2 separate regions of the Homo sapiens genome follow, and region 1 is linked to region 2. A link is a loop called in an ENCODE intact Hi-C map of the cell type or tissue named here. Cell type or tissue: ascending aorta. All regions are shown on one strand.

Region 1 (5,000 bases), 130 kb after region 2:
ATCTTGAAGTCGTTAATGTTCATAGTGGGAATGGAAGAGTCAACTTTTCCCTATGTGGGGGCTGGTTATCTGATTTATAGATAGATTCTCATTATCCTATAATTATTTTACCTGATTATATCTTTGCCATTTTTGCATGTTACCTGAACATTATAGCCCCACCTCCCATGCGCTTCTGTGTATGGGGAATGTGTGTGTGTGTGTGTGTGTGTGTGTGTGTGTGTGTTTGCTACAAATTACTAGTTCTAAAAAGGTTATCATGTTTTGTCTTGATAGGCAGTTTACCACTGGGTAAAGTTGTAGATGAAGTTGTCTATACTAATGATATTTGAGAAAAATACCATGATATTTTATTAGTTTTCTGGTATTTGAGAAAAATACCATGACTTCCTGTGGACTCTGAGTAGAAAGCTCATCTGACTCGTTTTGGAGAAGGAAAAAGGTATTACAAATTTTATTTGTTATAATCAGAAGATATGCAGCATTTCTGACCACTAATCTGGCTCTTTTTAGTAAAGGTGAGTTGACACTTGGTAGACTGCAGTACAGGTTACTTCTGTATTGTTTCTTTAAGTAGCAAGAGGTAATTCAATATTTTAAATATTTAAGCATGATAATAAAATTTGTTGTTAGGACTGTCATTTGTGTCAAAGAGCTATTTTGCCTGAAACCTGTATTGTATGGAAAACTGAAGATTTACGCAAGCTTAGATTTTGCATCTGAAGAAGCTTGAGACCTTCTTAATCTTACAAAGTGATGTAGGCCAGAGATTGCAAAAGAGACATTTCACAGATGCGTGTTGATTGGCCCATAGACTAGCTTTTAAAAACTGGAATTTGTTGTCAACATGTAAAAATGAGGAGACTAATATAAGCATCTGGACTTCTAAATTATCTTGGCAAAAATGAGATCTGGCCACATGGAGCATGCATTCTCCCAGGGCTACAATCTCCCAGAGCTAAGTGACAGCTGGTTCTTTTGAGTGTAGGAGCTTTTGTAGCACTGTATATCATTTTAAGGTATAGCTGGAAATAAGTCTTGGACAGAGATTATTAGCTTTTGTCTTGTTGCAAGGGCCAGGGAAATGAATGTATGGTTTAATGGTCATTAATTTAATGGTCTAGAGGCTGCGAATTGTTGTAATAGGGATTTCTACCAAACTAATAGTAAAGCCGGAATGAGCTTTGATTTAATTTTTCAGAATAGGAATTGGACTTAAATATTAACTTTTATTTTGAAAATGAGCTTCAAATCAAACTAGACTTTTCAAAAAAATTCCTCATTGAAACAATTTGAACTAATACCAAAGTATATCACTCTAAAATTTTTGACCTGAAGCTAAAGCAGATCAAAAACCTCGGTGACCCAAATAAGGTTGAACCAAATTGTTTATTTACTTTTAGTCCCAGGAGTGAAATATTGTTTTTACTGTTTGTGATGAAGGAACGTACTGAAAGTCCAAGCATACTGCACTGATTTTCACACTTTGTCCTGATAACTTCCTAAAGGATATTTAGCTTCCAACATCATTTATCTTGATTGCATTACATCTTAATGGAAAACATAAGAAAAATTGCTGTTTTGTGGATAATATTTATGGCTGTCTTTGTGATGATTGCCCAGAAAGGTTTCTATGTCTATTTACCATTGACTGTCTCCCATTTTATTAACTTTTCTCCAGTCCATCTAATTTTTTTTCCAGGGTTGAATCCTAGCCCCAGAGTGGTTAGCTTTTGTAGCCTCTCATGGATCATTTGTAGCTTTTTTACTCCCAATATCCTCTGTGCTGTTGCAATAGATGCCTTTACAAGCCCCCTCCAGATGTGGTTCATGGAGAATATGAAGTTAAGCAGCTGACGGAGTTCATTTACACTGGAGTTTCTCAAGGTGAGGGCTGGATTAGAATTGTTGGAGGTAGCTTATTTTAAAAAATGATGATTCCCTAGCTTTCAACTCATGACCTGGACCAGAATCTTTGGGGATGAGAGTCTGGAATTTTAATTCTTTGACTCTTTAAAAAAAAAACTTTGTAAGTTAATTGTGGATACATGCAGGCATAAGAAATAATACTGAGAGATCCTTTGGACCCTTTAATTCACAATGGTAACAGTTTTTAAAAAATTTGCAATCTTATTTTGAAAATTTTATAGTTTCAAAGCTTTCTTGTGTGTATAGTATACATATGGAAAACTATACACATTTATTTTAAGGGGACAGCTTCATGAATTTTTTTCAGAGTGAACATGGCCGGCCTTGTGTCACTAGCACCCAGATCAGCAAACGGAACATTTCTGCCCTCCAGAAGGCCCCTTGTGCCCCCTTCAGTCACCTCAGGGTAACACTGGTCCTGACCTCTATTGCCATATATTAGTCTTGCCTGTTCTAGAACTTCATGTAAATGGAATCATATATTATGTATTCTTTTGTGTCTGCCTTTTTAAATTGAAGTGAAATTCTTAGAATACAAAATGAAGCATTTTAAAATGCATAATCCCATGGCATTAAAATGCTCACAGTGTTGTGCAACTACCACTTTCAGTTCCAAACATTTTTATCTCCCCAAAGGAAACCTCATACTCATCAAGCAGTTGCTCTTCATTCTTTTATCCTTTCCCCCTTGTGGACCACCCATCTGCTTTCTGTCCATGGATTTACCTCTTCTGGATATTTTATATTGATAGAATCATGCCATTTATGTGGCCTTTGCTGTCTGGCTTTTTTCGCTTAGAATAATGTTTTTAAAGTTTGTTCACAGTGTAGCATGTATCAGTACTTCATTTTTTGGAGGAGCAGTATTCAACATTATTCATGTATCTATCACAGTTTGTTTCATTCCAAATCCATTCATTCATTGATGGACATATGGGTTGTTTCTACCTTTTGGCTATTGTGCATAGTGTTGCTATGAATACTCTTGTATAGGTATTTGAGTAACTTTTTTCAGTTCTTTTGGGTATATACCTAGAAGTGAAATTGCTGGGTCATATGGTAATTAATTCTATGTTTAACTTTTTTTTTTTTTTTTTTTTTTGAGACAGAGTTTTGCGCTTGTTGCCCAGGCTGGAGCAATGGCGCCGTCTCAGCTCACTGCAACCTCCGCCTCCCAGGTTCAAGCTATTCTCCTGCCTCAGCCTCCCCAGTAGCTGGGATTATAGGCGCCCACCGCCATGCCCGACTAATTTTTAAAAATATTTTTAGTAGAGATGGGGTTTCACCATGTTGGCCAGGCTGATTTTGAACTCCTGACCTCGAGTGATCTGCCCTCCTTGGCCTCCCAAAGTGCTGGGATTACAGGTGTGAGCCACCGCGCTTGGCCTGTGTTTAACTTTTTGTTGAACCTTTTTCCATGGTAACTGAATGAACCCTTTTTGCATTTCCAGCAGCAATATGCAAGGTTATAATTTTTTCTACATCTTTGTTAGCACTTACTATTTTCTGTTTTTGTCGTCATAACTGTCCTTGTGGATGTGAAGTAAAATCTTTGTAGTTTTGGTTTTCATTTCGCTGATGATCATGATATTGGATATATTAATGTTCCTGTAGCCATTTGTGTATCTTTTTGGTAGAAATGTTTATTTGAGTCTGTTCAAGTTTTTTGCCCATTTTCAAATTGATTTTTTGGGTTGTTATTGAAATTTGGAGCTCTTTATATAGTCTAGATACTAGACTATCGTACTTTTCTATAAGTCTGAAATTATGTCCAAAAAAATGATAAATAAATTGTAACTACTGCTATAGTTTTCTTTTTAATAAAAGCCCTCTGACCATCCCCAGTACTCCTATTGCTTACCTGTTTTATTTTTTCACTCTCGTGTTTACTGCTATCTGACATGTTATCTAATGTATTTAATTTCTTATTGTTTGTCTCCCTTAGCTAGAATTGAGGCTCCATGTAGGTAAGAATGTTTTTCTGTTTCGTTCACTGCTATATCCCCGTGGTTTAGATCAAGGATTGGCCAACTATGGCCAGAAAGCCAAATCTGGCCAGATGCCTGGTTTTGAATGGCCTGCAAACTAAGAATGATTTTCACTTTTTTAAATGGTTGAAACAAAATCAAAAGAAGAATAATATTTCATGACACCAGAGAAGTATATGAAATTCATATCTCAGTATCCATAAATGAAGTTTTATTGGAACACAGCCATGCTTATTCATTTGTGTATTTTCTATTGCTGCTTTTGTGCTACAGTGGCAGAGCTCAGTAGTTGTAGCATTGTCTATGTGGCCCACGAGGCCTGAACTAGTTAATATATCTTGCCCTTTACAGAAAAGATTTGCCTGGTACAATGGTGTCCAATAAATATTTGTTGAATTAATGACTCTTAACCTGTGCTACCACAGAGGAATCTAAATTGGAAATCTTTTAACCATCCAATTCTTGAAAATTTGAGCTTAATTGGCAACTAAACAAAAAAAAATTCCCCAAATGATTTTTTCAGTCAGTAATACAGTTTCATTGGCTTCCATTCATCCTGTAAATGAAAACTGATGTTGGGATACCAGAAAATTAGTAATTCTTAGAATAGTGCTAGCTAAGATAGGCATATTGTACAAGTTTTACTAGTGTTAGTTTGAAAAAGAGTATAATGACATGGAGTACATATCCTGTTTTTGTAACTCTTTTAAAAAGATGCAAGAAAGTTCATTTCGAAAGCTTTTTCCCCACCTTTCTCAGCTTTAGAAGGTTAAAGGTATCTGCTTATCAATGAAGTTAGTAATTAAAATGATTTTTCTTTTTTTTTGAGACAGAGTCTTGCTCTGTCGCCCAGCTGGAGTACGCAGTGGTACAGTCTTGGCTCACTAAAGCCTTTGCCTCCCAGGTTCAAGGTTCAAGTGATTCTCCTGCTTCAGCCTTCTGAGTAGCTGAGATTACAGGCACCTGCCATCACGCCTGGCTAATTTTTGTATTTTTAGTGGAAATGGCATTTCATCATGTTGGCCGGGCTGGTCACAAACTCAATTAAAATGATTTTGATAGGACATTCAATTTTCAACAAGA
Region 2 (5,000 bases):
TGATACTGATCCTTTGTCTTGTATAAGACAGCTAATATCTTCTAATTTGTAATTCCTCTCTTCTCCCACTTTCTTCTGTCATCTAATGAACAAGAATACTTGATTTTAATATTGTCAGATTTATCTTTTATAGTTAATATTTGCTGTTTTATCTAAGAAACTCTTTTTTGTCCAGATGAGAAGAATGTTCCCTTTGATTTTTTACTAAAAGATGTAAGGTTTGGGACATTTAAGTCCTTGAGTTGTTTTTTTTAATATGAGGTAGGGACCTGATTTTATCTTGTGCCATATAGAAAATCTTTTTTATCTTGTTCCATTTGTTGAATAATCTCTCCTTTCCTCTAGTAATGTGACATGTCACCTCTCATGTACCAGAGTTTCAGAACTGTGGGTTTGTTGCTTGGCTCTGTGTTTTACTGGTCAGTTCGTCTGCCTATCCCTAGACCAGTACCACACTTCAGAAAACTGGATGAAGAACATTAACGACCACCACATCTAGCCCACCTGTAGGCCAGCTTGTATGGGGGTTCTGTGAAGAAAATGAACTAAAATGCAAACCAAAAGCAACAATTGAAAGGACTGTAGTATGTGGTATCCTTGGTGGAGAGCCAGGTTTCAGTTAGAACAAGATAAAGAAAATGCTCAGAGATATAATGAGATTCTGCTGATGATGTACTGTGAGTTCCACAGAATTTAGTGATAGAGAGTTGGCAGGGAATGGGGCAGAAGAATTGATGTATTGTTACCTTCTGGGGATGAGAACATGGGATATTAGGGGGACAAGATGATTAGGGGCTTTTTGCAGTGACCAAAATGAATAGGGAGAAAAGGCATAAATAGATTATTCCTGGTGGGATGATTCCTGGGGGCAGATTGTGATAGTGAGGCTGTGAATATTGAGGATTAGGGAGGGAAGGGTATTGGCTATTATCTTGGATGCACCAAGCCAGTCCCCGTCTTAGCCTCTTTCTGGGAAGGGGCAATTTTACTGTGAGCTCACAAGACTTCCTCTTGACTCCTGTGCAAGTCAGGAAGCCAGTGTGACTAAAGAACAAGTATTTTAATACCTCAGGGCCCACTTTTGAATCCTGTCAGGAGAGATGTGGTCTTGCTCTACAGTGTTGTCTTGGGTACCTGGCTTTTAACATATTTTAGGTGTTCTAGAGTTGCACTCTGATGTAGGTCATTTTTTGCTTGTTAGCTTTAATCTTGCTTGGAATTAAATACCCAAAATACTGAAGATTATCATCTTTTGTTAGTTCTGAAAACTTTTCCACCATTTTCTCTTAGAATATTACATTTTCCCAATCTTCTCTGTTTTCTCCTTCTGGAAATCCTGTTTAATATGTGTAGTACATTCTAACTCTGAATCTGATAACTCATATTTTCCATCCCTTTGAATCTCTACAACGTGCTGGGTAATTTCTTCACTTTTGTTTTTCAGTTCATTAATTCTTTCTTTACCTCTGTCTAGTGTGCTGTTTATTTTTTTTCTAGTCTTATCCTTTTGTTAGTCTGATCTTTTAATTTCTTCTTTTGTTTTTTAAAAGTGCTGATATATATTTTGTATCTGATAATTCCAATATTCATAGTCTTTATGGTTCTTATAGTTTGTTTCTGTGAAGTTTGATTGTGATCTCATTGTTCTTGAATCTTTCTTTACCTAAGGGAATTGCAGAAGCCTGTGTCAAAAGTACTTCTTTTAAAAAATATTTGCCAGATGCCTGAGGGCACTTCCAATCCAACACCAATTGAAGCTGAGTTTTTGGATTGGATTATTTTGGGCCACACAAGTAGTGTGAATTCCAGCCACAAACCCAGGGGTTTGTGGTTATAAATCTATGGGGGAAAAATGTATTTTTACTTCCCTCTTTCTGCCCATAACCAAAGCCCAAACAGGCATGTGTTCTCTCTGATTTGTGGGGGAAGGGACATCACCCACTGAGAGCACCCTTAAGCATCTTGGCTTAATGTAGTGGTCTCTGCTGGGACCTCCCACCGTGATCAGGCTTCAAACTCTGTGTGCTGGCTTCTTGGCCAGCAACCCATTACAACCAAAGATCCATATAAGACCATAGCAGATCAGTGTTTGTCCCCAAGGAAAACTCCTTGCTTCTAATCTAGTTTGATATTTCCGTTTGAGCTTTCTTTTTTTTTTTTTTTTGAACTTTCTTACTGTGACTGGATTCCAAGAAATTCCTTTTGTTTTCTTACATCTAAAAGTTTTCATTTATTTTTGACCTTGTCCATAAACATGTATAAAAATAACAATAGAACAAGTAGTTCTTCAGTCTTCTTTGCCGTAAACTAATTAGCAGAATGACTTCACCAGACTTGGCCAGAATTTTAGTTTATCAGTACTAGGATAGCTTGATATTGTGTACATTGTGATTACAAACTACTTGAAAGACAAAGAAAACATACAAATAAAGTACAGGCAAATACAGGAAACAATAGCTCCCTAATGAGGCCCAAATGTTGTTTTGTATTTGAAGTTAGCTTTTAAGAATATTTGATTCTAAGAAGCAGGGGCAGCTTGATTTACAGTAAACTAAATATGATTGTAAGTGGAAGACATCATTTCAAGGGAGAGTAAAAGGCGATTTGGAAGAAGAGTATGATAAGCTCAAATTCAAGACAAATGTAAAGCAATTTCTACCCAGTTAAATAGCTTTTAGACAATCAGCAACAAAAAAAAACGTGTTCATTGATCACATACTTTGGGCATATTTTCTATGGATGCTTCACTGAATGTTTTGGAAGATATAGAATTGAGGGTTATATAAGAAGCAATTGCCTATCTAAGCAGCTTCCTGTACCCTCATCCTTATTATCCTTATGACTGTGTTTCTGTATAACACTATTCTCATAGTGTTAAGTGCACCCAAAGAGTATTTGTTGGCTCTGCCTGATTGGTCATTTTTGCTATTTACTATTGTTCACAAGGCTAGTTATTTTACTTTTTAATTTTAAGCATTGTTGTTCCTAGTCTGTAAGGTTGGGAACAAATTTGACTCATTTTTTTCTTTTATTTGCTTCTTTATTCAGCAGACATTTATAAGGTGCGTGCTGTATGTCACACCTTTCACTGGCCGCTAGAGTTACCAGCAAGAGAAAAACAGGCTATGACCTTTGCCCTCATGGAGCTTGCAACCTGTTAAGAGAGATACCCATTAATAATAATTTTTACAATTCCACAAATGAATATATAATTCCAACTGTGACAAATGCTAGAGAATAAAAGACCATAGTACTGTAAGAGTTTAGGAGAGGCTGGGCACGGTGGCTCATGACCGTAATCCCAGCACTTTGGGAGGCTGAAGCAGGAGGATCATTTGAGCCCAGGAGTTCAAGACTAGCCTGGGCAACATAGTGAGACTTACGTCTCTATAAAAAGTAAAATAAATTAGCTGGGTATGGTGATGCACACCTGTGGTCCCACTACTCAGGAGGCTGAGGTGGGAAGATTGCTTGAGCCTGGGACATCTAGGCTGCAGTGAGCTGTGATTGCACTACTGCACTCCAGCCTGGGCAACACAGCAAGACCCTGTCTCAAAAAAAAAAAAAAGTTTAGGAGAGAGGGATTTACAGAAGTTCATACAAGAAATTGTAAGATCCTGAACCAAGTTCAAAACCCTTCAGATCTTCATATGTTTTATTTGAAAGATTGATCACTTGGCTTATCCAATATGCTTTAAGGATATCCTATGCACATAGTCACCCTACTTTACCAAGGAGGAAAAAATGGCCCTGGCAAAGATCCCGTTTACTTATCTGGACCAAATATCCTGTGACCCCTGTTATGTGAGTGAATGTGTCCTTCCTTCTCCCTACACCATTGGGGTGGAGAGTTTGAAGGAGTGTCTTTGATGACACTGTTCCTCAGGGCATGGCCAGTGGTTTTCCTCTAAAAATCCTTATACTCTGTTCGGCCAAGTGTGGTGGCTCATGCCTGTAATCCTAGCACTTTGGGAAGCCGAGGTGGGCGGATCACCTGAGGTCAGGAGTTCAAGACCAGCCTGGCCAACATGGCGAACCCTGTCTCTACTAAAAATACAGAAAAAATTAGTCTGGCATGGTGGCGTGCGCCTGTAATCCTAGCTACTAGGGAGGCTGAGGCAGGAAAATCGCTTGCATCTGGGAGGCGGAGGTTGCAGTGAGCAGAGATTGCACCATTGCACTCCAGCCTGGGTGACAGAGCAAGACTCTGTCTCAAAAAAAAAGCCTTATACTCAGAGTGGATTCCAAATTTGAAGTTTTGGTGGCAGTGGTGGTGGCTGGTTAGATTTTAAAAGCTACTTTTGGAATTGAGTGTTACAGAGTCAGGTTTAAATAAAGAGTGCTGGTTTCAGCCTATATCAGAAATGTTTAAATATACATTTTGTTTTTATAACCAAAGCCGATTATAGTACCTAGTGGAGTTATTTTAAGTTGTTCATCTCCTGCCCTTTGAAGACTTTTCAGATATTTCAAATGAATAAGGTAGGCAGAATGTATACTCTTATTTTTGTGTGTTTTGCAAGGATATTTAAAAATATTTTTATATGTATGCAAACTGCCAGAATAATTCTGAATGGATTGTGCTTAAATTATTATTGTCATAATTGAGTCATCTATGTTTGTGGTTGGCTGTGAAAGATGTTTTTGCCCCTTATTTGTAGGATTATTGATGTTATTTTTAACTAATTCAGAAGTCCTTGGATATGCACTTAAAATTTTTTAAACAAATTTGTGCAAAACTAAAAGCAGTTACAATGAAGTTGTTTTTCAGTCACATAGTGGCTGCTCTCAGAGGCTAAAACTGTCTCTGAAGAATGTTCTCGTACTTATGCCAAGAGGCTTCTGGGATGGGCATATTTTTAAGAACTTAGAACATAAACAGCTGTGATCTGTGGCAAGAGATTTAAATGACCTCATGATGACAACAAGAACAAAGCATTTTTTAAGTTATCATGGTGGTGTGTGAATTCATTGCAATGTGTTTCTTATGCTGCTATTTG

What was found. Peaks named below come from ENCODE experiments on the same cell type or tissue, not always from the same donor. Only the 100,000 strongest peaks of a DNase experiment are listed, where the experiment ranks them.
Region 1: a loop joins it to region 2, with 2.5 times the contacts of the local background. A loop is called at or near these places in 1 of 110 quality-filtered maps.

The regions. Positions count from the first base shown.
Region 1 is chr20:13,607,718-13,612,717 of GRCh38, reverse strand. The region is part of intron 4 of TASP1 (taspase 1); the gene reads left to right. Among named protein-coding and RNA genes, the nearest start is that of TASP1, 29 kb to the left of the region's middle. In ascending aorta, a CTCF peak has its summit at 2,318 (motif pointing left); no DNase peak of the experiment used is centred here.
Region 2 is chr20:13,736,886-13,741,885 of GRCh38, reverse strand. All of the region lies in intron 9 of ESF1 (ESF1 nucleolar pre-rRNA processing protein), which reads left to right. Among named protein-coding and RNA genes, the nearest start is that of ESF1, 46 kb to the left of the region's middle. In ascending aorta, no CTCF peak of the experiment used is centred here; a DNase peak (open chromatin) is centred at 1,945; H3K27ac peaks cover 4,841 bases.